Regions from separate parts of the Mus musculus genome. Here all the other regions are linked to region 3. The links are chromatin loops, found by intact Hi-C in ENCODE. Cell type or tissue: left cerebral cortex. All regions are shown on one strand. Links, peaks and the distances in the headings refer to the core of each region. The heading gives the core; the rest is flanking DNA. Region 1 overlaps Med12l (mediator complex subunit 12-like). Region 2 holds the start of Siah2 (siah E3 ubiquitin protein ligase 2). Region 3 holds the start of Med12l (mediator complex subunit 12-like).

What was found. Peaks named below come from ENCODE experiments on the same cell type or tissue, not always from the same donor. Only the 100,000 strongest peaks of a DNase experiment are listed, where the experiment ranks them.
Region 1: it touches region 3 in a loop (4-fold over the local background); 5 of 42 quality-filtered maps call a loop at or near these places.
Region 2: a loop joins it to region 3, with 2.7 times the contacts of the local background. A loop is called at or near these places in 2 of 42 quality-filtered maps.

The regions. Positions count from the first base shown.
Region 1 is chr3:59,055,554-59,062,702 of GRCm38, reverse strand. The region is part of intron 4 of Med12l (mediator complex subunit 12-like); the gene reads right to left. Among named protein-coding and RNA genes, the nearest start is that of Gpr171, 43 kb to the left of the region's middle. In left cerebral cortex, for the core only: a CTCF peak has its summit at 3,264 (motif pointing right); a DNase peak (open chromatin) is centred at 3,272.
Region 2 is chr3:58,688,824-58,695,972 of GRCm38, reverse strand. It overlaps Siah2 (siah E3 ubiquitin protein ligase 2), which reads left to right and starts at 3,585. Exons shown (of 2, transcript NM_009174.3): 1 at 3,585-4,577. The coding sequence starts at 4,158. It overlaps 4930593A02Rik (RIKEN cDNA 4930593A02 gene), which reads right to left and starts at 3,384. Exons shown (of 9, transcript NR_045167.1): 1 at 3,352-3,384. In left cerebral cortex, for the core only: CTCF peaks have their summits at 3,721 and 4,486; DNase peaks (open chromatin) are centred at 3,007, 3,799, 4,515, 5,102 and 2 more places; H3K4me3 peaks cover 3,079 bases; H3K27ac peaks cover 2,268 bases.
Region 3 is chr3:59,003,327-59,010,475 of GRCm38, reverse strand. Med12l (mediator complex subunit 12-like) reads right to left here and starts at 3,498. Exons shown (of 44, transcript NM_177855.3): 1 at 3,376-3,498. The coding sequence starts at 3,474. In left cerebral cortex, for the core only: CTCF peaks have their summits at 3,548 (motif pointing right) and 4,464; DNase peaks (open chromatin) are centred at 3,000, 3,126, 3,578, 4,653 and 1 more place; H3K4me3 peaks cover 3,275 bases; H3K27ac peaks cover 2,496 bases.

The DNA of each region.
Region 1 (7,149 bases), core at 1,110-5,109, 53 kb before region 3:
CTGTAAACGTGTGGGTAAATACCCTTTAGTTCTATGATAGCTAGCTCTCCTGGACACAATCTTTCCTTTTACAAAAGCAGTTGGAAACTATGTGAAAGGAATGAGAGCGGCTAAGAAACAAAACGCAATTGTAACCAGGGACAAAGGAGCACATGCTGAAGGTAATCAGGTTGCTACAGCACTCTGGTCAGAGGTGAGAGCCTCCTTACTTGGGGGCATCACTCAAGCCTTCAGGGGGCCATCAGGCAGACTTAGCAGCTGGCTGACTGAGAAAATTCAGCTGCAGCGTGTATGAGCTGCACACTCCATTTCTAAACACTATGTAAGAAACACTGAAGGCTCGTCCACCACCATTCTATTTCACGTTAACACACTTCCTTGATTAATACCACCTGTAAAAGATAACCAACCGATGGTGAGAGATTAGGAAAACCACATCCCCAAGAAAGGGCTTCTGTCTAGAACTCATAAAGAATCATTACAACTCAATATGTAGAAGACATCTAGCTTTAAGATTAGGTTTGGGGAGACTCGAATGCATTCTTCTCCAATGAGGATAAACAAATAGGCAAAAGGCACATTCAGAGGTGCTCAACATCAGAAGCTAAGGAGAAGAAAAAAAAAACCTGCAAAGCAAAAGCACAGTGACCCAAAACTATGATGACCACAAGGAAAACACAGTCACAAGCATTGGCCAAGATGTGGGAGGAGGGGGATCCATTTGGACGGCTGACGAGAAGGTGACACTGAAGAAAAAAGAGACGTCTGGCCACCCCTCAAAAAGTTAAACATGGAAACACAATGTAACCCCACTACCTTACAGCCAGCTATGCACAGAGAGATAGCATACACGTATCTACACGAAGACTGTATACACATGCACACGGAGTGCATCGGGACTCCAAATGACAAGAAGTAAATCTAAGCATCAACTGCTGAGTGACCGAAATGTGGTGTGTGCCTACGATGCAGCAATAGTGATGACATATACAGGGAATGCTTTGCTTATGAGACCTGCCATAGCATGGAGGAACGATCGAAAATACTAAGTGAAAAAATGCTAGTTTGGTAGACCTATATATTATATGGCTTATGATGTCCAAAATAAGAAAATCTATACAAAAGTAAACTAGTGATGTTAATGAATATGGGGTTTTACAAGTGGTGAAAATGTTCTAAAATGGGGTTGATGGTGATACAAATGTTTCCTCCAAGACTGAAACATCCCATCCTGCAGGGAAGCTACTTAAGCAGAAAGTCCTTGCCTGCCAGAGCAGGCAATAAAGGGAGAGACCCTCTGAGACTAAGCGAGAAGGTTCGCAAGAAGGTTCGAAACTTCCCCGGTGCTGTGACCCTTTAATACAGCTCTCCTCATTTTGCAGCCACACACACCCCACCACAAAATTATTTTCATTGCTATTTTATAACTGTAATTTTGCTACTGTTATGAACTGTACATCTGTGTTTTCTGATGCTCTTAGGTGGTTCCTGTGAAAGGGCCATTTCAACCCCAAAGGGGTTGTAACCCACAGGTTGAGTCTCTGGAAAGGGGGAACAGAACTGCAAAGATTCAAAGATGTCAATCTGCAAAGAAGATTCTTGAAACCAGCTGAGCTGCCTGGGAGTGGCTTAGAGCAGAGTTACTTGCGAAAGACACTCTCGAAGCTGCTCCACTGCCTGCAGGCTATACAGTGTGCTCTAGGCTCCCAGCTTTTGTGAGCTGTCACCCAGGCTGGGGTGGGCCTTGGTGATGCAACAATCTGTGAGTCAATTCTGCTCCAGTAAGTAACCCCTCACCCATATTCCTGTAAGTAACCAAAAAAAAAAAAAGCTCGCTTGTTCATCAAGTTGGATTTGGGGTGGGGTCCCTATCTGGGGTGAGTGTTGTGTCTTCTTAGGAAACGATTTATCACCAACAGATGGCTTTATAACTATGAACACACAAACATCTTTGGGCTGATTTTATGCATGGGTTAATTATATAGCATATGAATTACATCTCAAGGAAGTGATCTGTTTTTTTCTTAAGATACTTTATTTCCAGTAAGAAATTATCTACATTTCACAAAGTAAAATAAAAGTAAATTCTATGATCTCTGGAAGAGAGGGCAGTTGGGGGAGATGAGAGGGAGAAGCCAGAGTGGCCATAAGTTTAGGGTTAAAGGTGGGTCGAGGGTGAGGGGACTTACAAACTTCTACATTCTTTTTAATATCCACAACAATATGATTTGTAAAGTTATAATTATCCAAAATCCCGATTCGGCCAATGTTAACTTCTGGAATGAAAACGTGCTTGCCAGTGTGTTGACTAGCAGCCTGGATAAACAACAGCATAAATCATAGCTACCATTCCAATATGACGGGAGGCCAAGGGAGTGAAAGCACTGGCTAGGCTACTATGTCTGCTGAACTATCAGGAAGCACGCCCTTCTGGCTGCGAGGGAGTTAGAGAGCAGAGAGGAAAGGGTAGCAAGCAACTGTACACAGCAGAAACACTACAACGCAATAAGTGACCAGACACATTAATCCTTTGAAAACATTTGCTGGTGGCTGGGAAGATGTTCAGCAGGTAAGTGCCCTTACTGCTTTTCCAGAGGACCGGAGTTCAGTTCCAAGCCCACACAGCAGGCAGCTCACAGCCATCTGTGACTCCAGCTGCAAGGGAGCCAATGACCTCCACAGGTGTCCACATACATGTTACATACACAGGCCAATAATAACATAATAATAACTCCTTAATATTTTCTTCTGTTCGGATGTGACTCACCAGCAGAGAGAGCTCATGTGTGCCAACAAAGTAAATGCCTTATCAAATAACTATCTAGTTTTATGTGCATACAAGGTTTCCCTGTGTTATTTTTAAACTGGCTTTATTGTCCAAAGACACTACATATTATACAAACCACTGCTGCCATGAAATCACGAATATGTCCTAGAAAGAAACAAAGAATAAATATCTAAAATAGAAGCCGTCAGCACTTAGCTACACGGGCTGGAGGTTCTCCTGGGAACTTCTAAGAGAATTAAGAGAGAAACCACCCGAGGCACGTCATTGATGAGGTCCAGAGAGACATGGGTGTGCAGAGGGACCAGCAGCAGTGGGAGAGATGCTCTGGTGTGCTGTGGGACTCGGGAGGGGAGATGAAGGGTGGCAGTCTGTCACTTCTAGAAGGGAAGCACAAATGAGTTTCACAGGCAGAAGCAGCAATGGAAGCAGAGGCTCCAGCAGCTAGAGGTTCCCAAGCGATTGTAAAATGACCACAAGAGGGCACTAGTGAAACATTCATCCATCCAAGAACGGTCTCAAGCCAGCAACCCAGGCAGCGACTTCACGGGAGTACAGCCTTTCACAAATGTTTAAAAGGCACTGAAGAATTCTGGTCAAAGGAGTACCAGGATCCAATACATAAATGGAAACTAACTCTCAGGAAGTTGCATAAGCAAAGTGAGCAGGGGCTACCACATTCAGCGGGGATGTGACCCTGGTAGGGAACAGAGGAGAGGTAGGAGTGGGGCCCTTGCTGGAGGAAAACAGTAGCCAGCCTGATAACAGAGATGAAGGGAAGGGCTGCTCGATTAGGGAAGCTTCCGGATTCACAGTGGAGTGGCTGGGGAGATAACAGTGCCACCCTGTGGGACACACAGGGCTACTGGGAGGTGGGAGGCTGCATTCACTGTGGGTACATTAACCTCCTCCTTTAACTACACTTTTAATTTTGAGATCATTACAGATTTCTGTGGATACCTCAGTGTGCAATGACTTTTGCCTTGGCATAGTGAGAGGTTCCCAGTATGAAAAACAGGGCAATATTTATGAAGACTGAGCTAGTACTTTTAATTAACCCCTTAGGACATGTTTCCTCTCCCCAGGGACCAGGCCCAGGAGAGAAAGTTTCCAGCAAGACAACAGACTTGTTGGCCAGCTAATGCCTTTGCTGCCCTGTGTACACAACACAGTGGGCCCTACCACAGCAAGAATCTGTCCCCCAAGACGGAGAAGAGACCTCAGGAATGGCGGGAGGGGGGTCCCTCCTGAGGATCTTGGTGGCAGGAGACACAGAGGAGTGTAGCTAGAGAAAGGCAGCTGCTACCAGCCCCCCACCCCAGCAAAGCAGCAGACCTGAGTGTATTCTTACATATGATACTTATAGCTGGTATAGCTCTTATAGCTGGTAGGAGCAGGTTCGATCCCTTGGCCAGCAAAACTAAAACTCTCCTCTCCTCTTTCCTCTGCCAGAATGAAGTTCATGCCATGATCATACTGCTGATGGTAGTTTGTGAAATTTTTCAACAATAAAAATGGCACAGCATTCATTTAACTCCACATACACAGAGACACAAACACACCACACACATACACATACATATATATATATATATATATATATATATATATATATACACACACAAATATGCACACACATATACACGAATATGTACACACACTACACCCACACACAGTGAGAAGCCACTCTAATTCGTCTACTTCTGATCAAACCATAGACAGCTAGGCTTTTTGTGAGGACACAATACAAGACATCTTATCACCAGGTGACCATACAAAATAGCTCCAGACCAAGAAGCTACAAAGCACAGTAACTTCCACATTATACAGAGCAGCCAAAAGATAGTCCTTGTGCCTGCTGTCAACACCCCAGAAGCCCATCCTTAATCTTCCCAGACACCGAGCATGATCTGTCCACCTAGTTAACCTCTGTTCACTTTGCATGCAACACACTCACAACCTCCCTGACACCCTAGTGACTAATAACTGTTTTCTGTACCCACACTCAATGCAATCTGAACTCCAATACAGCAGAGCTGACTCGGGCTTTAGAAAAATTCATTAAAGACAATTGGCTTTGAAGGCTATACGCAGTTTATATAAGATAACTCTATAACTTAAGCCCTTCGCTGTTTTGTTCTCTTTGTTTTAAAGCAGCTTTCTAACCATCACAGAATTAACATTTCACTCAAGCTACAAAAACATCAGCAGTCCACTTTGAGCAGTTAGTGTTTTTTTAAGACCGTATATATTTACCTATTTAAAACACACATACACAGAAAGTGTCGGGTTGATATTAAATTTCCTGGTTTATGTTCTAAGTAATAAATCTTCAAAACAAATGAGCACTCAATTGATAGCCCTTCATCCCTCATCCCACTACATCTCTCCTAGCCTCGGGCACCTGACGTGAGTAGCACAAAGGTCCTGGACTTCAAACGGGCTGTGCACATTTGAGAAAGACAGGCTAGAACTGGAAGTGGTGCTGGACTACAATTCCCAAAGGCCCACTCCTAGTGGCATTTAATAGTGTTTGAGGCTGGCCCCTTGGATTAGATAACCTATCAAAGGTCTCCTCCTTGGAGAAGGAGGATTCTTTCTCTCTCAGCAGCCATTAGCCATCTAGAGTCCTCCATCTAAGGGGTGATGCTTTGTCATATTTCCCGCTCCCATGTTGGCATGCCAACTGATGTTGTTGTGACACTGATCTTCTTTTAAGTAACCATATTTTTGAGATTTTTATGGGTATAGCTTTCTCGTAGCTTGCAGAAGATCCCATCTCACAGCAGACTTTCTGGTCCGCTGGCTCTTACAATCTTTCTGACCCCTCTTCCGTGATTTTAACTGACCCTTAGGTACGGAGGTTGTGTTGTTGACACAGTAGTTGGTGCTAGATACCCTATAACCTGTTGCTTTCTGCATTTTGAGCCGTTGTAGATTTCTGCCATGTTATTTATCGGCTACACAAAGAAGATTCTTTGATGAGGGTAGGAGCTACACGTGTCTGTCTGTGATTATAAAGATAACTGTTTATAACATAACTAGGAATCATACTGTTTTATGAAAGTGACTTGGTTGTTCTGCTCTAAAGCCCACGGGCTCACCAGCTATGGGTAGCTGGCCAGGTTTATAGTACTGCATGAATTCTCCCCTTTCAGGGGGTCTTAAATCCAACTGGACAGCTGTCAGGACGTAAGTGACACTATCGCTGCACCCTTGGGGAGAGCGTGTCTTGTTGGTCATTGTTACGGTTTGTATACTTACACTTCACTTCTTGGATAGGAGTGTTGACTGCTTTTTTTTTTTCCCATGGCAATTTGCAGAGCTCCTTTGGATACAGGAAAAGCTAATCTCAAGGGAGGATGTTTTGCGATCAATTCTACCTAATTCTGCAAAGTTCTTTGTCCAAATAAGTGCTGCCTTTAGCAATAGCATCTTACCTTAGAGTTTTAAGAAGCAACTGAGAGCAATGGCAGTGCTCTATACTGTTTTGGGAGTCCCTTGGACTTCCCTGCAAACAACTCTAAGGGCGATTTCCCACACCTGGCAGTAAAAGTGTGTGTGTGTAAAGTGTGTGTGTGTGTGTGTGTGTGTGTGTGTGTGTGTGTGTGTGTGTGTGTGTATTTTGTTTGTGTGCTTTGTTTTGACAGTCTATGGCTCTTGGGGAGGGATGCAATTTTTAATATAAATAAATGATTGCTCATATGCAACATATCTATCTCTTTAGGATGTAAGTTTGCTTTCTGGTTTAATAAACAGTAAATATGTATGTTTACTAAACAATTGTTTAAAAATAAATCCATGCTGTGTTAACAACAAAAAAAAAAAGCATATTTTGACAAGTACCGAATACATGTTTACTCACTGGAATACTGAGTAAACCATATCAAGAAAACTGGACATAACACAAACATCTACATCTATTAATGAGTGAGTATCCCAACAGACAACAGTAAACCTACACAACAAAAGCCTAAGAAGTCGTAAGACTACCAGGGAATCTCCAGGATCTATGGAGTCAAGGAAGACAGTCTATTGTAAGGTATGTAGTAAACCATCTTTTACATAGAGATGAAAGGAAAAAGGATGCATGTATTTGCAAACTTCTGCAAAAATAACAAGCTAGCAAGAAATGGCTGAGGGTAAAGAGAATATAAAGGAATGAACAAACTTCTGTGTATTAATAAGTGTTAAGATGGCGCTGTACTGCATGTTGAAAATGTGAAATTTAAAGAAACTCAAAATGAAAGAGTGTATATTAACAATAACAGAATGAGCAAGATTGCTCAGTGGGCTGAGGAACTTGCCACCCAAGCCTGGTGAGCTAAACCTGGTCCCAGAACCCATGAAAAAGTCAAAGAAGA
Region 2 (7,149 bases), core at 1,992-5,991, 310 kb after region 3:
CCATCTGCTTGACAGGCCATCGAAAATTCAGTGGGCGAGAGGAGTTTAACCTCTCATCCAGATGAAGAAAATGAGTCGTGAATCCAGAGATTGCAAAAGGGAGGGCTCACCCCCTCTCCCTGAAGCCCAGAAGTCACCCATTAAGCCTAGGCCCAGGAACGACCACGTTCCCCAGGGCAAATAAATCTCAAACAAGTCAGTTCTGCACACAGCACCCATCTGCACACTCACTGAGCAGCAGCTCGAAGCTAAATGTTCTCCACGGAAATGAGGAGTTCAGACTCACAAAGCAGAAAGGCTCCCTCTCTCATCCAAGCCCCTTAGGGAGGAGAAATGTGGCTGGAAAGTCCAGTCTAACAGCATGGGAGGTTAGTGATGTGCCAGCAGGCCTGTCCTCTTCTCCACTGTCAGCAACTGCCCCGACACCTCTCATTTGCTTTGTTTCTAACTACCCTGGCCGATTTAATCAGGAGTACCAAGCTTTAGAAGGAAGCGATTCTCTACACCAGGTGAGTCATCTGCCAGGGTAAGAGTTGTAGCTTTAGTAACCAAATTCACTTAGTGAAGAATTATTTTTCCTGGGTTTTTTGTTTGCTTTTGTTTTAGGGTCTTTTCTTTTTCTTTTCTTTTCTTTTCTTTTCTTTTCTTTTCTTTTTCAGCAGCCTCTGAAACCATACTTCATTTTGAAATATCAGAACCTGCTAGAACTTGTCAGTATGGCCAAAGCAAAGACCCCACTTCTGCAGCAAACATTCTCAAACTCTGGAAATGGGGAGTCTCTGACAGAGGACAGAGGTCAGAGAGACAAGGGAATGCAGTCTGTCATAAATTCCAACTGCTAGGGTTCTAACTTGAATATATATATATATATTCTCTCCAATAAAGGTGAGACCGTGGGTGCTTTTATTTCCTACCATTTTTTGTGTGTGCCCAACAGAGGTGAACAATGAATAAACAGAATACTTTCCTGTTCAGACCAGCTAAGAATGAATGACGACTGCCTACACAGGGCAGCACTTCATTATGGTCTCTGGAGCTGATTTCTTTTTATGGTGAGTGAGCTAATCACCTCATCTTAGCAAAGTAGGAGTCAGATAAGATACGAGCTCTGGAGCAGGTTCCAGCCATCTTGGCTCTGTGAATCTGAGCAAACCAAACTCCCTATGCCTCTGTTTCCTCGACTATAACCATAGTATCCACCCTATGACGTGCCTGGAAATCTAAAAACCCATTTTACCCATATAGTGGGTGCTCAATAAATACTATTTTATAGTCCCCATAGCACCAATCTAGAAGTTCAAGTTCAGTATATTACAGGGCTTTAAAAAAAAAAAAAAAGGCCACAGTGAGCTGGTCAGTGGTGGCACACCCCTTTCATCCCAGCACTTGGGAGGCAGAGGCAGGCAGATTTCTGAGTTCGAGGCCAGCCTGGTCTACTGAGTGAGTTCTTGGACAGCCAGGGCTACACAGAGAAACCCTGTCTTGAAAAAACAAAAACAAAACCCAAGGTGAATCGGAGGCAGATGCCTTATTCCTTTGTTAGCTGTCCATATACTAGTTTCATACATAGCTAGTGTATGTAACACTCCCACTACACACACCAAGTGCCAGTCCATCTGTAATACATCCTCTGTGTGCATCCACTTTTCACAGTCTTTCCACCCCCCAAACCCCCACTGTATTCTTTTCCCTTTTCGAATTACTAGGAATTGAACCTAAGACCTTGCATAAGCCAGACAAACACCATGCCACTAAGCTACACCCCTAGCCTTTCTTTTCAACTGTAGACAGTATCACTAAGTTGTTCATGCCGGCCTTGAAGTCACTTTGTAACTCAGGTAGCCTTTGAGTTTAGCATCCTTCTCACTCAGCACCCCTAAGGAGCTGAGTTTATAGGCCTGCAGTCTGGACATTTCCCAAACCTCGGAGATCCTTTGCCCTGCCTGAGCGGTTTACCACTCCTGCTTCTGTCCTAGAATTTAAATGAGTAAGAACTCTTCTCAGGACAGTGGCTGGCATACACAAAGGGAATATTTGCAGGGTGATTAGGTGGCATGTATCACTAAGTTTTTCTCTACAACTTTAGATAACCCAGTTACTCATGAAGTCTTTCTAGATTACAAAATTTAACTTTGTTTTTTTTTCTTTGAGCAGATTCTATTCATTGACTCTAATAATAAATATTCACTGTTATTTTTAAACTACGGCTATCATTTACAAGGTGGCTATGATGGATGAGGTTCTACAAGAATGGCACAGAGAAACTCAAATTGTTTAAATTCACTTTTACAGAGTAGGAGACTGGAGCCAGGAAGGTGGCTCAGGAGGGTAGTGGTGCCTGCATCAAGCCTGCCAACTTGAGAAAGTCGACTCCCACAAACCTGTCCTCTGACCTCCACGTGTGCACACAAGACAGTCACAAACTAAGTCAGGATATTAAAAAGAATTTCGCTCGAAGTCACAGGGCACTATTTTACCCTATCCTGACTAATCTCTGTTTTCCTACAAAGAGTATCAATACTAGCTTTTTCCAATTCCAGTGTCATCAGTTCAGGCATAAAACGCTTGCCATAGCAATTGTGTGCAGGGTATGTCCATTATACGGTTCACTCCAAACTCTCAGGCGCTCTCTAATTCTGGGGTTCTGAATGGTGAAGAGTACCTGGAAATAAGTTTTACTGAGACTAGGGGAACCCTCGGAGAGTTCTCTTATTGCTAGACCGGAAGGTAGGCTGTAGATGTCCCCTGTCCCACCCCCACCACACTTAAGGTTTATTTTTATTTATGGGCATGTGTGTATATAATGTGTACTGGTACCAAATGGTATCAGATCCCCTGGAGCTGGGGTTACAGGCAGTTGTGGGTGCTGGGGACCAAAGTCTGGTCCTCTAAGAGTAGTATGTTGAGGCGTCCCTCCAGCTCCCGTGGGTGCCTTTTACACCTCTAAGATGGGGATCTTAGAGACTTTCCATATGTCGGGTGTACAAAGACAACTCAGGAAGAATCCAGCACCAATCCTGTCAAGCTGAGGGTTGGTAAGGGGTAGGTTGACCTCACCCATTTCCTTCTTCCCAAAGCCCCAGGTAAGTAAGCTAAAAGCCTAAGGTTTGGACCAGGACTAGACGTTAAGGACTCAGGCACCAGAGGGTCTCCTGTCATTTGGGGCCTCACAAACCCAACCCACGTGTATGGTATTCCTTGGAGGTTTTAATTCTCCATCGAGTCAGAGTTGTCAAAGAGGTTCAGGTTCTCTCAATCAGAGGCGGCCAATTCCAAGAAGCTTTCGCCAGTGGGCTTTCGAAGGAAAACCTAGCGTTAAGGTCCCAACCACTGAAGAGCCCACCCTCGTACCTAACTGCCGGGCCACACCCGAGGCCTTCGCGCGGCTCCCGCCCGACTCCGGGTCCCGCCCCCGCGTGTCAAGCTACCGGCCGAGTAGCCTGATCGCCAGCTGCTCCAGCGCGTCAATGGCTAAAAGAAACGTGGGATTCCGAGCCCCGCCCCCCGCCCCGCCCAGCCCCGCCCCGCCCCCGGCGCACTCGCGCGCCCTCCACGCCCACGCCGGGCCAGCAGTTGCCCTTCTAGCTGGAGTCGGTGCGGGTCGGCGTAGGTCCCCTGGGAAGGGTCGGGAGACTCGGGCTACGTCCTTTCCCTGGGCTGCCGGCTTCCACTGTCGCAGAGAAGCGACCCCACGCGGCGGCGATCGACTCATTCAAGGGCTCCCAGCGAGGAAACCGCTCGGGCGCTGCCAGCTGGGTCGGGCGGAGCTGCGCGGGCCGCAGGGTGGCTCTGCCAGTCCCTGAGTGCCGGGTCGGCCGCACACGTGTCTTAGCGTCACGTCCGCGCGCGCCCCCGGGGCTTGCGTCAGCTGCCGCTCCTGAAGCGAGTGGGCCAGGGCTCTGCGCACCAGAACGCCGCCGGAGGAGGGCACCGCACGGCCGCGAGCCCCGAGAGCGACGACCATCCGGGTGCCGCCGAGAGGATCGGCGCGGTCCGGTCCCCGCCCTCCCGGTGCCGGTCGGGTCCGCGCTGGGTCCCCCGGGCTGGGCGCCGTGGCGTTGCCCCGGAGCCCGCCACCCGCGGGGCGCGCACCGCCTTAACCCGGGCGGCCCCGCGGCAGGCAGACGCCCGCAGGTCCATGGTGGGCTCGGAGCGCGATGAGCCGCCCGTCCTCCACCGGCCCCAGCGCTAACAAACCCTGCAGCAAGCAGCCGCCGCCGCCTCAGACCCCGCACGCCCCGTCCCCGGCTGCGCCCCCGGCCGCCGCCACCATCTCGGCAGCGGGCCCCGGCTCGTCCGCGGTGCCCGCCGCGGCAGCGGTGATCTCAGGCCCCGGAGCCGGCGGCGGGGCCGACCCGGTGTCCCCGCAGCACCACGAGCTGACCTCGCTCTTCGAGTGCCCGGTCTGCTTTGACTATGTCCTGCCCCCCATTCTGCAGTGCCAGGCCGGGCACCTGGTGTGTAACCAATGCCGCCAGAAGTTAAGCTGCTGCCCGACGTGCAGGGGCGCCCTAACGCCCAGCATCAGGAACCTGGCTATGGAGAAGGTCGCCTCGGCAGTTCTGTTTCCCTGTAAGGTAAGTCCAGCCACCATCCGCAGATCTGCCAAGGAACCTTCCAGAGTTCCGGTGCCCTCCAGCGCACTTGAAGGCCCTAAGAGGCGAATGGCATTTCACTGTTTCCATCTGTCTGTCTGTCTTTCTCCTCTCCTCTCTCTCTCTCTCTCTCTCTCTCTCTCTCTCTGTCTGTCTCTCTCTCTCTCCTCCCTCTCTCTCTCTCTCTCTCTCTCTCTCTCTCTCTCTCTCTCTCTCTCTCTCTCTCTCTCTCTCTCTCTCTCTCTGGCGCACTCTCTCTGTCTCCGGTGTGTACGTGTGTGTACCTTGTCTATTGTTTCCAGGCCAACCTGTCCATTTTGGGAACTAGCAACTAGGGTTGACGTTTGCCGGAGCACTGACTGTAGATAAGTTGGCACTTGATGACGGTTTAGAAGCATCCCAGCTCTCCCAGCCAAGTGCCGCCGCGTCCACCGCAGGGGTGTGCTCTATAAAGCCTGGGCAGCTTAATGTGAACAGGGAAGCTGGCAGTGGAGATTGTGGAGGAAGGAAGCGGACGGTTTCCAGCGCTGAGCTTGGCGAGAACGGTCCTGGATTCCTCCTGGACCCAGTGCCCAAGATCTGGAGCACTTGAGAGAGCGCTTTGTAAGGGGAAGCGGATACTGCCTGCTTAGCACGGGAGCCCAGAAAACCCAGCAAGCCACGCCTTCTCTCAGCTTCCCAGACTTGCGGAGGACTCAGAAGTTGTAGCTGCTGTTTGGTTTTTGTTTTGGTTTGTTTGTTTGACTAACTGCGATGAACTCGAGTCCACAAGGACTCAACGCAGACACTTAAGAGCGTTATTAGTTCTCTCTCCAGTGACAGCATTTTATTTAGTTGCCTGTGCTGGGGGGTGGGGTGGGGTGGGCAAACCACAAGTCAAAGTCCGAGCTCTCATTCCCATGGCTCCAATGGTTTGTTTAGGACCTGTGTTTACATCCTCACGGCTAAATTAATGGAATCATGCATGTCTATATCTGAAAGCTTCTTTTTTTTAATACTCACAGAGATAGTGTTTTTTTTTTCCTCTGCCAACCAGGTTTACTAATAATATCCTCACCTGAAACTTGACTTGATCTCCTGTATTTTAAATGACTGATAGCATTACATTGTGTGGTTCTGCTATAACATCCTGTTGCCAACACTGAAACCCTTACAAAACTCCCCACAGTCTCATTTATATGCCTCTTTCTAACCTAGACCTCTGTCAAGGAGTTCATTTTCTGAACTTATAGGTGGGAATAATGTTAATATTTCTGAGATTTTTTTTAATGAAAGTAATTGTTCTACCTGAGACTGTTTTGTCTTGCCTATCTCCTTAGTGATTAATTTTTAGGGCAAGAGCTGTTTTAAATTAAAAATAGCTCACTGGAAATTTTCGTTTTAGGCTTCATAGTCAAGTCAGTAAAATGAGTGAGTTACTTTGGCCTTCTGCCCAGCTACAAACCCAATTAAAATAGCTTATTCAAATAAGGGTTTAGGCTATAGGGTCAGCTTATTAACTTGCTTGCCTTTAGCCCCACCCCAGGTCCTGCTTACTAATTCACTCAACTCAGGTGCTGCATCTGGGCAATTCGGATAAAATAGTTTCATGCCGCCCCCTTTTATTGGAAGCAGATTTTCCCCCTCCTATAATACAACCTGATTATAATTTCCCCTCCCTCTGCTCCTCCCAGTTCCTTCCCACCTCCCCTTGCATTCTGATCCCCCTTTCTGTCTCTCATTAGAAAAGAATAAGCTTCTAAGGAATGGTAACGATAAGGAAAGGAGCCAGAGAAGGCACAGCCAGAGACCCACTTGTTCTCCCATTCTGGAAGCCGTAATATACACCCAGAGGACCCTGTGCATGCTGTGTGTCAGCATCTGTCCTCCATCACTGTGCCTCGCTCAGGATAAACTCTTTCTAATTCTATTTACCTGCAAATGGCATTCTTCTTAATGACTGAGTAATACTCACTGTGTAAACCGTTCCACACGTTCTCTATCCATTCTTCTTTAGGGAGACATCTAGGAATTATGAACATGTCTGAACGAGTGTCACTGCGGTAGGAGGAAGCACCCTTTGGATATGTGCCCAAGAGTGGTAGAGCTGAGTCTTGAGGTAGATCCCCATCTTCCTGAGGAACCACCACACTGATTACCACTGCGGCTGTGTGAATTCACACTCCTCCCAACAGTGCATGGGTGCTCCTCTTATTCCACATCCTCACCGGCATGAGGCTGTCTCTTGTGTTACTGAACTCAGCCATTCTGACAGGCAGAAAATAGAATCTCAAAGTCATTTTGATTTATATTCCCCTGATGGCTAAGGATGCCAAACATTTCTTAAGGTGTTTCTCTGCCACTTTACGTTTCCCCCGTTGAGAATTCTCTGTTTAGATCTGTATCCCATTTTGAAAAATTGGATTATTTGGTTTGTTGACACCTAGTGTGTTGAATTCTTTATATGGTTTAGGTATTAGCCCTCTGTCAGGCGTGGAGTTGGTGAAAATCTTTCCCAGTTCTATCGTCTGCATTTTGTCTGAATGACGGTGTCCTTTGCCTTACAGAAGCTTTT
Region 3 (7,149 bases), core at 1,810-5,809:
GCCCTTGGCATTCCAGGAACCTCACTCAGGGCCAGACATGTCAATGACAGCAAACATAGGCCTCTTTGCTGTCCTCCACAAACTGTCCCACTGGTAGGAAATGGCCAGATAAAAAAACAAATAACTGCAAGCAATACACACACCACAAAGGCCTGAGAAGTTCCCTGGGCTGAGACCAACATGATGACAGACAGACCTGACAGTAATTTTCAAAAGGAAATTGTTGCATGCTGAATCTATGACCAACTCTAATTGAAGTTCCTCACGTAAATTCTATCCAACCACCTTGCAGGAAAGTAGCAGTCTCATTCAACTCTAAAAGGGGAAAAGATGGTTTACAGGGAGAAAACAGGGTGTGTGGACAAAACAGCCAAGATTCAGGCAAACAGAATGGCTCCAGGCCCCACCTGCTAGGTCACAGCTATATGAGAACAGGATGAAATGTTGAGTTTGGAGGAGAAAAGGCAGGCAGGTGACCAGGTAGACAAGAGTTCCAGGAAGGAGAAAAGTCAGCCTAAAGCCAGAAAAGAAGCTCATCAAGTTGGTGAAACTCAGGAGCAGCATCAGATTAGTTAGAAATCCAAACTATCCCAGAGGCACACCAGGCAAGACACACTGGTGAGTACATACTATGGGTAAGGAGATAAGCTGTAGAGGAAGAAGACTCGAGAAAGACCCCTGCTTTTCTGATTCCCCATTTTTAAAGGGGAGGGCAGTCTATGTGCAGATGACAAAGTACTCTACCACCACATTTAATAAAGTCTAAAGGGAGACCAGGGCACTGCAAAGCTCGTGAATGAATTCGATCAACTGATGAGGCAGGTTAACGGATCTTTTCATTCTGTCTCCACAGAGTCCTCCCGAAGGATTCCACTCCGTAGCCTGGGACCCTATTTCCAGAACGCTCTTACCACTTCTTATCAATAAAAACTTCATCGGTAGCAATCAGGCAACTTTGGTTCAGTGAAGAATAGGGATTTTCTTACCCAAACATGAGGAAAATTATAAAGTTTTACCTTGTTTTTCCTGACGAGCACAACTAAACTAGTTAACAAGAGAGGCGTGATCCAAATTTGCCAACCACTAAGATGCTCAACCATAATTCAAACTCACCACGGTCAAACCGGAAGCCTGGACTTCCTCCATTCAATCAATACTTTATCTCAATGTGGTGGTACAGGTCTAGGATCTCAGGACTTTAGAAATGGAAGCAAGATCTTGAGTTCAACATCAGCTTGGGTAGATCAGTGTGACCGTTCTCAAACAAATCACCACAGCTCTCTGATGGATAATGGTATAGATTTGGCCTCCTTCAAATATGTGTAATTATATATCTTGTGTTTGCATATAATAACATATATGTGTGGGGGGGTGATGTCTTATACAATCATATTCATATTGCAGTAAACTGCAAAAAATCAAGACTGTCCAGAAAACACAATACAGTTTATCTACAGTTAATAAAAGGATCAAATTACTGGTTGTACAAGGACAGGGTGGAAATTTGAGGGAGTAGTATAATACATAAATAACTGAAGCTTAGGAATCTGCTCGCCACCAACCAAAAAAACAGCCGAGCACCTGTTCCATATTGTACCCAAATTTGACTACAGCCACATATAACTCTCTCCTCAAGAGAGATAGAATATCGGTCGCCTGGGGGGAAGTGAATCCGAGGAGCAGCAGCAGCAGCACAAGTCACCGGGACACAGTGCAGGGCTGAAGGAGGGCTGCGCTGATAACCCAGTGTGTGCTTATTCACCACACACTTCAGATAAAGCAAGCGCTTCTGAGCTGCAATCACCCTATCTCCTCAAATCAAAGTAGGAAAAAAGTACCCTCTACAGGCACTTCTTCCAGCTTTAGATTTCTAGAAAGTGACCCAATGTCCAAAATTATTCTTTCCAGGATCCAAGTCCTGAAGTGACTGTCATATGTAAAAATAAATGCTAAATAAACAAGCACACATGCTAATCCAAGCCACCAACCCGAAGCTACGTCACTCTCCAGAAAGACCTAGTGAGGCACTAATTATAAGATGAGAAAAGTTAAGAAACGAATGTCCCTATCCCTGCCAAAACTTTTAAAATCACCTTTCTTTACACTTGGTCTTTAGAGTCTCTCTTCTTTCCAGACCTTAGGAGCTGCATAAGCACATGCTGCCCACCTGTAAACTTCCCAGCCATCTTCAATCGACTTCCCTGACCCTCAAACTCAATGGGAGAAGGCCAAAAGGAATTGCTCGTGATGATTTCTCAGACACATTATTAGCCAGTCTGGGCTGAGCCTCTACTAAAGAGACGGATACATTTATCAAAATAGAAGCCTGAAAGAACTCTGACTTGCAAAGTCCTCTTGTGAAATCAGGGGACACGCAAACTTTTATAGACTTTCCAGGCTCACGGGAAGACTAGAATACATGGCAGTTTCATGCTTAACTATAGAAAAGAGAAGATGGGTGGGCTGTAGCTGGCAAAGTCTCAAAGGACAGCTGGGGAGCAGGGGAACCAAAAAAGAGAAGATAGGCAAGTCTCTGGGCAAATTGTATAGCCAAGGGCGATCATTATTATGGCTGGAGAGTTGTTACATAATTACTTTTTAACTCCTGACACATACCTACATAGCTTACAATAACCACTGAAGCTACTGTATGTGCAACAGCCAAGGTTTCTCCATTTAATTTCATTCAAAGAAAATAAGTAATCTGGAAGCTATTCCTTTCTAAGATAACTTGTCTGCTTTTACACATACAAAACAGCCTCCGGGAAAGCCAATTTGTCTCTCTAGAAACAAAATTCGGTGTTTCTCTTCAATATTGTTTTCTTAAATTTTTTTTAAAGGCGAGAGATACAGAGGTACATTCACCGAGCCAAATATATGATCACCTCGCTAAAAAACGACTTCCATTCCAAAGTGGAGGATGTGATAAGGGTCCCTCCCCCATCCGTACCCATACCGCTGGCGCAAAACGCAAGACCACAGTGTCCGATGTACTGCATTCCAGCATTTGTCAAAAAGTTTACGAGGATTTATCGAAGCGACGGAGTAAAAAACAATAAAACAAGCAAAAACGGAGGAAAGCGAGCAAGAAGATGCTAGCGAGGTAGAAGCGGTAAAGCGCCCAGCGGCGCAGTGCAAGGCCCGACAACCGGGAAGCGACCCAGCCCCCCGCAGAGCGATCGCCCAGCGGAGCGCGGGGGTTGGCAGGCTCCGGGTCTCAGTAGCTCAGGGTCCCTGATACCCTAACCCGGGCCCCGCCTCCGATCCCCTCCCCAGCCCTTCCCCCGCAGCGCCGGGGACGCCCGCCGGGCCAGCTTGGCCCCGGGTCAGCGCTGCGGAGCGCCGCACAACCGCGGAGGCCGCCGGCGCCCTTACCTCCTTCTGCTTAGGGTCCTGCGGGTAGACGTCGGGCGGCCCGAGCCGCGGGCGCTTCAGCGGTCTCTGCTCATAGCTGAGAAGCCCGAAGGCGGCCATGATCTCTCATGTTAACCGGCGAAATGAATGAGAGTTGGAGCTGGAGCTGGAGCAGCCGCCTCTGAGCACCAGGGAGCAGCACTTTGCAGACAGACTCCCTCTTCCCTCCACTCTGGCTCGCCGTGGCGCTGCAGGCAGGAGAAAAAGCAGGTTGGAGACGGCCGCTGCCCGCGCGCAGACGCGCTCAGGGGGGCCGCCTTCGTGGGCACCCCGCTGCGCCGAGCCCCGGGACGCCTGCTCCGCGGGCGGCGGCGGCGGCGCCCGGGCTGGAGGTCGGCCAGGGTCCGCCGCGGCCACGGCCTCCCGCCACCCCCACTCGGTCCCCAGGGGGAGGAGCAGATGATGGGAACGTGTGACTTTCTTCACCAATGAACCCAAACCCACCCAGAGGGGCCCAGGCTGGGGTGGGGGAGGGGCATAAAGGGGGAAAAAACTTTTCTTGGCGCCTAGGCGGGAGGCTCGGTGCCCGCCGAGAGCTAGGCGTCCTCGGGCACGCGAGGTGCTGCGCAGCGGCCCGCGCCCACTTCCTGGCTCGCCATGCCCGGCGCTCGCAGCTTTGCACTCGGAGGACCCGCCGCCCGGGCACGGAACCGCGGACGCGGAGGGAGAGAGGCCGCGAGAGGCGAGGATGCGGACGCCGAGCGAGGCCGGTGCCTCCGGGTTCAGCCAGTGCACGAGCTGCGCGGGTCCCCTCGGCGGCGCCGGGGCGCTTTGCTGGCTGCCGGCTGCAGCGGCCGCGGCGGCTGGAGGGGGCCGCGCTCGCTGTGGCGCGGGGCCGACTTAACCCTTTGCTGGCCCTCCCGGGGCTGGGGAGGGGGTGAGCAGAGGTGGCCGCGAGCACCGACGGACACATCGGGAGCACGGGCGACTGGGCTCCCCGGGCCACCCCTAGACGTCGCGCGCCCTGATCCCCACCCCCAACAGTTTACCTGTTGGTCCCTAGCTAGCGGCTAGGCAGGGGCGGGCAGCCGGGACGCCCTGGCGGCCGCAGCCTCCATCGCTCCGTTAGGGTTGGGGAATTGGATTTGACGTTGCGAGGTGTCTGGCTCGCCAGACTGCGGACGCCGCGAAGTTTGCGGCTGCCTGGGGGCGTCGCTCGCTGTCGCCAGCGTTCTCGCCCCCACGGCCCGGGAGCGCGAGCTCCCGAGTTGGCGGACGGCGGCGCGGCGGCCGCACTGAGCATGCCCAGCTTGGCGGCCGGACCGCGGAGGAGTTGGCTGCGAGCGCCTCGAGCGCTCCCATCTGCCTCTCCGGGTTTTCGCAGCCGCAGAGCGCGCATTCCACGGGCCCTGCGCCCCAGCTGGCTGCAGGGTTAACCCGGCTATGGAACCAGCCCCAGGAGGGACCCCGGGCCTCGAGCTGCGCCCTCCGCCTCGACCCCTCCTGGGGTCGCCATCCCGGCAGCCTAGGCGAAACCTCACCTGCTCGCATCACAGGGATGGGAACCGCGGGGAGGGGGCGATCCTTTCGGGGGATCTGGTCAATCCACCTGCCGGCGCCCCTCGCTTGCTCCAGGTAGACACACAGATGCGGGGCCAAGAGCCGTGAGCATTGAGACCTAGCCTCGGAGGCGGGCCCAGCGTGTCCTAAGGGACCCTGCAGGAGGCGCGCCCAGGAGAACGCGCCAGCACTTGGCCAAGAATGATGGCTGCCATTTATCGAGTCCTCCTTTGGTTGTATGAGCTTGATGGTCTGAATTTGCTTCTAGCAACAAACCCTTCCACGGTTTTACTTCACCTTCTTTATAAATGAGGAAATTGTGTCAGCTCGGAGAGGCTAGATGACTTGTTCAAAGCTGCAAAAGCTAATGGGAATTTGAACCTACCACGGCTGCAGCTCAGGTTTCTGACCTCACCCCTCTGCTTTGATTGGGAAGGGCTGTGTGCTTGATCTGCCCTTGGCCTGATTGTATCACATTCTCCATAACTTGAGGAATGTCTTGGACGCCTAGTTCCCAGCTCTGGAGAGCATGTACACAGAATAACCTGCAGCCTTTCTATAGTACCTGGTTCATGGTGATGATATGTGAATGTCTACTCGCTTTGCTGCCTTTAAAGCACCCAAGGGAAGGAAGAAAGAAGTGGATAAGGCGATGGCATTGTAAAAGACTAGTTCTTCATTGTTTACCCTCTGAACAAAAGTACCTCCAACCTAGCCTAACACTTAAATGGAGCTGTATGAGGCTAAATCCATTACTCAGTCTGAGCTAGGCCTCCTACAGTATACTTGCCTTTACCAAGAGGTGCTTCCTTCCACTGCCCAGCTTGCCATGAGCATTTCTCTTCTAATACCCTATATATAATAACTTCATGGTGAGGTTTGCCCTGTGTTATAGCAGCTATCAAATCCAGTTCCTTTGCTTCAAAGAAAATACAGTTTTTATTCATATCTAACTTTATTAGGAGATTTATCAAGCATACCAAAAAGTGAAGAAAGTATATAATAAATCCCCGAGTATTTATCATCTTTAATACTGTTTAACCATTTTTATTCCAGGTATTCCCCCAATTCTCAATGGACTAATGTACCCGCTAATTCAGTAAGGACAGTTTTCATTATTGAACACAGCATGGCACTTGGCACATCTCAAAAAAGTTTTGAATTGTGGGATGGATAGTAGGTGGTTGGCTGGGTAAATGGACTTAGGCGGTCATCACAAGTAATTCTTTACAGGTACTATATTATGCCACTCAATCTGATGCCCATAGTTTGGTGAGAGACATGTTCAAAGTTTTCTCAGAGATAACTGTCTTACTCTGTTCGATTTTTGACCACGGCCACTTTTATAAAAGAAAACCTTTATTTGACCTACCTTACATTCAGAGATTTAACCCATTATTGTCATGGCAGGAAGCATGGCAGCAAACAGCAGACATGGGGCTGGAAATGTAGCTTGGACGTCTATATCCCAACTGGGAGGCAGCAGGAAAAGACAGACACTGGGTCTGGCTTGAGAAGTTGAAATCCCAAAACCTACCGCCCTCAGGAACACACTTCCTCCAACAAAGCCATACCTGCTCCAGCAAGGCCATGCCTACTCCAACAAGGCCACGCCCACTCCAACCAGCCCTTGCTTCCTTATCTCTCTCCAGTAGGGTCATTCCCTAATGACTAAGAGTTCAAAAATTTGAGCCCAGGGGGCAGGGGAGGGGGAGGGCATTCCTATTCAAACCACCACAATAAACAAGGCGAAATAACCCAGCGAAACATTTTGCACAGGTCTCCTTTGCCTGTGTAACCTCTATGCAGACATTTCGTAGCCAATCTTCTCTCCTTGCCAATCGTGGATATGCTGTGCAAATCACAGGCCACCTTAAAAAGTTCTCCAAGTTCTTCCAAGTTACAAAGAACGAATAGAAAAGGTGTTCAATGGGGTCCTCTCCAAGTTCTTTGTGTGAAGATAAGAATAACATTTTTCAGACCAGTTCTCACCAGTGCGGGGGGGGGGGGGGGGAATTACAGAGTAGATCCATTGTGAGCTCTTCCTACCATCCCTGCTCTCCGGCTGCTGGTTCAGGGCCATTGAAGGAACAAGCAGTAAAGCCAGAGTCGAGCCTAATCCCTCCCAAACCTGTGCCTATTATCATCGTCAATGCTCTGCGTGCATTGACTATCATTATTGTAGTACATGTGAAAGAGCATCAGAAGAAAACGTATCAAAGAAGAAACTTCTAA